Regions from separate parts of the Homo sapiens genome. Here region 1 is linked to region 2. A link is a contact called in ENCODE Hi-C data. All regions are on one chromosome and are shown on one strand. The core of a region is the stretch at or near the end of the contact, and the rest is flanking DNA. Distances in the headings are between cores, read along the strand shown.

The links. Hi-C counts contacts between places; a loop is a spot of excess contacts on that map. Pooled maps may share reads with other maps.
Region 1: a pooled map shows a loop between it and region 2 (6-fold over the local background). The contact joins the promoter of ZNF799 here to the promoter of ZNF491 in region 2. A Hi-C loop is called at or near these places in 4 of 50 pooled maps.

The regions. Positions count from the first base shown.
Region 1 is chr19:12,399,977-12,402,676 of GRCh38, reverse strand. ZNF799 (zinc finger protein 799) reads left to right here and starts at 1,406. Exons shown (of 4, transcript NM_001080821.3): 1 at 1,406-1,609. The coding sequence starts at 1,607. RefSeq lists enhancers at 1,252-1,301, 2,022-2,111 and a silencer at 1,632-1,791.
Region 2 is chr19:11,797,160-11,799,859 of GRCh38, reverse strand. ZNF491 (zinc finger protein 491) reads right to left here and starts at 1,337. Exons shown (of 3, transcript NM_152356.4): 1 at 1,133-1,337. RefSeq lists enhancers at 1,076-1,235, 1,246-1,345, 1,571-2,082 and a silencer at 2,176-2,345.

The sequences.
Region 1 (2,700 bases), core at 157-2,656, 600 kb before region 2:
ACTGAAAAAGCTTTTGATAATATTTAACATCCCTTCATGATAAAAACCCTAAAAAAAAACTGGGTATAGAAGCAGCTACCTTAACATAATAAAAGCCATATATGGCAGACCCACAGCTAGCATGATAATGAATGAGGAAAAACTGAAAGCCTTTCCTGTAAGATCTGGAACACAATAAGAATGCCCACTTTTACCACTGTTGTTCAGCACAGTACTCGAAGTCCCAGCTAGAGCAATAAGTCCAAAAAAAAAAAAAAAAAGAAATAAAGGGCATCTATATTGGGAAGGAAAGGAAGAAGTCAAATTATCCTGGTTTGCATATAATATGATCTTATATCTGGAAATACCTAAAGACTCCACCAAAAAAGTATTAGAACTGAGAAATAAATTCAGTAAAGTTGCAGGATACAATATTAACATACAAAAATCAGTAACATTTTTATATGCCAACAGTGAACAATCTGAAGCTACTTGAGAGGCTGAGGTGGGAGGATTGCTTGAGCTTGGGAGGTAGAGGTTGCAGTGAGCCATGATGGCCCCACTGCACTCCAGCCTAGGCAACAGAGCAAGACCCCATCTCAAACAACCAAAAACGTGTAGAAGGATGGTTACCACAGGCTGGGAAAAGTAGTAGCGAGGAGTAGTTATGGGGGAAGTGGGGATGGTTAATAGGTATAAAAAATAGTTACAAAGAATGAATAAGACCTAGTATTTGCTAGCACAACAGAGTGACTATAGTAAAAAATAATTTAATTGTACATTGAAATATTTTGAAAAATTTCATTGAAAAAGAGTATAATTGGAGCCAGGCGCGATGGCTCACGTCTCTAATCCCAGAACTTTGGGAGGCCAAGGTGGGCGGATCACGAGGTCAGGAGTTCGAGACCAGCCTGGCCAACATGGTGAAACCCGGCCTCTACTAAAACATACAAAAATTAGCCGGGTGTGGTGGCGCGCACCTGTAATCCCAGCTACTCGGGAGGCTGAGGCAGAATTGTTTGAACCCACCTAGGAGGCGGAGGTCGCAGTGAGCCTCGCACCATTGCACTCTAGCCTGAGCCACGGAGCAAGACTCCCTCTCTCTCTCTCTCTCTCTCTCTCTCTCTCGGAAAAAAAAAAAAAAAAAAAAAAAAAAGTATAATTGTTTTGTCAGTCAGTGTACAGGAGGAAGAAGCAGGAGGTCCTATTGAGTACAGGCAGGAAATTCCGCTTAAGTGCAAATATCCCTCGGGAGGATTCAGATCAAAGAGCAGGGAGGAAGCCCGCCCTGCCAAGGGCTGTGTCAGGAACTTGCTCATCTGGCTCCACTCAGCTGTGCAAGATCGCTTCTTCTGTCAATCAGTCCACGAGGGGCGGCACCTGACGCCGTATCCAGTAAGGGCCGTGGGGCGGGTTCGTGGGAACTGTCAATCAGGCGCGCTTCCCAGAGGAGTGTGTGGTTGAAAAAGCCCGCGGCGTCTTCTCCACCCACCTGCGCTGGGCGCTCGGTGCTCGGCTCTGTAGCTAAGAGACGACCTGGAAGTTCCGTGGCAGCCTGTGTCCCGCGGGAACCCGCATTGGCAGCGGGAGCCGTCCGGAGGACCTGGGACACCGCGGAAGTCGGGAAATGGTGCGTGTGCTGGGCCGGCGTCCCGAGGCGGGGGAGGGGCTGGGTGGAACCTGCAGTAATCGGCTGTGGCTGGACCCGGGCCTCCCCAAGGGCTACTCCGGGATCTACGGACCCGGGTTCCCCTGGCGTAGGTCGGCCCTCGGCCGCAGGGTGGGGCTGGGCATGCAGCCGGGACCCCGGGCGTCCTGTCCCGTTCCTGCGCGGCGACTGCGGCCCCGGCGCCCTCTCTGGGCAGCTCCGCGCCCGCAGCCTCGCGTCTCCCGAGATTGTGCGGCTGTAAGCAACACAGGTTCGCGGCCCGACTCACTGCACCGAGACGCTGAGGGCTGCAGCAGAAACAGTTTAATAGCCAGAGAGGGGAGGACACCCCAGATCCGCCTCCCTGAGGGATTTGGGGTCTGGACGGGGGCGGCTGGGTGTAGGGTCGTTGGTTGGTGGGGAAGTGAGGGGTGAATCCTGGGACAGGAGGTGAAGAAACCGCATTCTGCTGAATGGGCTCCCTCGTTGGGACTTCAACCTGATTGGCGCCAGCCTTTGCTGGGATTCAGGATCTGAGAACTCCGGCGACTCTTGAGCAGTTCTCAGAGATCTTATCCCCAGGCACAATGGGGAAGCCGGCGGTCAGCGTCTGCTGTGACCTGACTCTCAGGGAGGCGGCCCCTTGAGGCAGCGGGGCTGAGGGCACCTGGTTAATATCTAACTGCAATCTCGCCTCCAGCCTGGCTCGCAGTTCCTGTGAACCCGGTGAGGAGGCTGCACGGTGACGACGAGTCACCAGGTGGAATCCAGACTCGTGTGTGGGGTTTGTGTGTGGGAGGAGCTGTGGTCTCCGTGGTCCTCAGTCCCTTCTTTCTTTCCAAGGGCGACCGTTTCCCCTCTGAGTCTTCCAAAGATGTGGTTAGCAGGGTCTCAAATCCACCACTGTGTTCTCTCATCCTGACTCCTCCTAGGGCTGGCAGCAAATCTCTTGGTTTCCAGAGACTTCCCCAGGCTAACCTTCTGTCCTTAATTCACAGCAACGGTATGAACTGTTTGGCCCCCAGGCGATATTTCACTAGTTTGTCATCTTGTTTTCAGCTAGCAATGTATGG
Region 2 (2,700 bases), core at 88-2,587:
CTGCGTTCAAGCGATTGTCTTGCCTCAGCCTCCCGAGTAGCCGGATTACAGGCACGTGCCACCACGCCCAGCTAATTTTTGTATTTTTGGTAGAGTCGGGGTTTCACCATGTTGGCCAGGATGGTCTCGAATTCCTGACCTCGTCATCCGCCCGCCTCGGCCTCCCAAAGTGCTGGGATTGTAGACGTGAGCCACCGCGCCCGGCCATACCCGACTAATTTTTTAAAATATTTTGTACAGACGGGGTCTCGCCATGTTGTCCACGCTGGCATCACCTTGCCTTACGCTGGAATGTTAAATATACTCTTTTAAATTGGAAAGGAAATGAAACCCAAATGTAAAGAAAAAAAAAAAAAAGCTCTATGGGGGCGGGGGGAGGGGGGCGGGCCAAACTCTGATTAAATTGTTGTGCCTCACAAACTAGCCTTGTATAAAAAACGTTGTAATCCTGTTAAATTTCTTGCCTATATAAGCAAGAACTTAAACTTTTAAATTTGAAACACTGAGCCCATTTCCGTGGATCCTGTGTTTTCCCAAATGGGCCATTCCCAGCTTCTTGCTTGAGTAAACTTTAAAAAACTGGAATCTGATTCTTTTATTTCAGGTTGACAAGTCCACATACGGCGACAGCATCACTGTAACTAATCAAGTATTTAATCCTGTTTGCCTCCTCATGCAACTTATAAAAGCCTTTTCTTCAATCACAAGCCATGACCGGGTGTTTCTCACTCGGAATCGCTGTTGCTCCAACAAACTCTTTAACTGTTAACAGAGCCTCAGTTTAATTTTTAGCAGAAGAAAGGCGGGACACATCCGACCCCCCATGACCCTCCCGTGGCCCCCGCACAATCTGGGAAGACGCCGGGCTGCGGGCGCGGAGCTGCCCAGAGAGGACTCCGGGGCCGGGGCCGCAGTCGCCGCGTAGGGACGGGACAGGACGCCCGGGGTCCCAGCTGCGGGCCCAGCCCCACCTGGCGGCCGAGCGGACCGAGGGCCAAGCCACGCCATGGGGGACGCGGGTCCCAATCGCCGGGGTCGCCCGAGCGGAGGCCTGGGTCCCGCCACAGCAGGATCCTGTTGGTTCCACCCAGCCCCTCTTCCACGTATCTGGACGCTAGGCCGGGCACTTTACCATTTCCCTGCTTCTTGGTGTCCCGGCGTCCTCTTTATGACTCCGGAGCAGGTCACAGCGCAGGTGACAGCGTCACAGGAGCCGTGGCGGAGGCACCTGGGGCCTCTCGGAGCAGCAAGGACTGGATGCAGAACGCAACGGACCCCAGCAACAAAGGAGTGCAGAGACTCTGAGTGCGGCCTTCTGCTTCCCCGGATTGACAGTTGGCAGGGCCCCGTCCCAGGGCCCCTGATTGGATGGGGTTCCAGGCTCCGCCCCTCAGCCCTGAGTGACAGGGTAAGCCCTGGGTAACGGAGCCCTGCAGAGCCCGGCTGATTAATCCTAGCTACAGCCTTTCTAAGGCTAAGCTCACTCCCTGCGCCCTGGTCGTTGGCTATCTGCATTTCAGCCAAACTTGCTACTTATTGTTAGAAGGGGCACTGTTAGCTTCCTCGATCTTTCAGAAATGTGTGCTGGGAATTCCAGACTCGGTGTTCAATGGAGTCATTCCTTTGCCTCATAGCAGGAAGGAAATCCAGGCCAGGCCAGGCCAGGCAAGACTGCACCAGGAGGGAGAGGCAGGTGTCCTCTACAGGGCGGGAATTGGGGATGAGACTTCCTCACACTCCCCCCGTCCCACCCCTGAATATGGAACCGCTTCCTCCCCCTAGACTTCATTTTCACCAGCAGAAGTTCTCACCTGGGGTCAGTTTAAGCTTCTAACCTAAGTAAACTATTACCTTCACAAACCCTTTCTCCAGGTGACATGTCAGACAAATCTTACTGAGCCTGATCTTCACAGATTATCTTTGTATGTACAAATTACAGTCTGTCGCCGGGACCCTTTGCACGTAAAAACCAAACACTGCCCCCGCAAAACGTCCCTAGGCTCTAGGTACAGCCCCAGTAAGGACAGAACCTCCCCCCAACCCCCCTACACAAAGTGCACCTGCACGTGAGTCTCCTGCTTTCCAGGGCTCTGTAGCTTCTCAGGATCCACATTCCTTCCGCAGCTGTTCTGAGCAGCTGGAGGCCACCTGCAGTAGAGGGCAGGCTGCCCGGGAAACACCCAGGGGAGCTCCCTTTCCCTCCCTTTGCCGGCTCCAGACTGGCCTCAGCAGGGTGTCACTGGCCTTAGGCTCTGCTGCCCCCTACAGGTTATTCACTTCATTGATCGGTTACCTGAGACAAACACCCTCAGTTCCACTGTACGTATGTATAAAGTGGGGAAGGAAAATTCTAAGATAATTGAAGTGAATTAAAAGACTTGCAGGCAGGGTGCGGGGGCTCACGCCTATAATCCCAACCCTTTTGGAGGCTGAAGCGGGAGGACTGCTTGAACCCAGGAGTTCATCATCCTGGAAAACGGAGCCACACCTCGTCTGTACTAAAAATTTAAAAATTAGCAGTGCGTGGTGTCCTGAACCTGTAGTCCCAGCTACTCGGGAGGCTGAGGTGGGAAGATCTTGAGCCCAGGAGTTTGAAGCTTCAGTGACCTATGATCTCGCCACTGTGCTTCAGCAAGAGTTGTGATAGTTGTATCAGATAAAATAGACTTTAAATAAAAAACAGTACAAAAAGACAAAGAA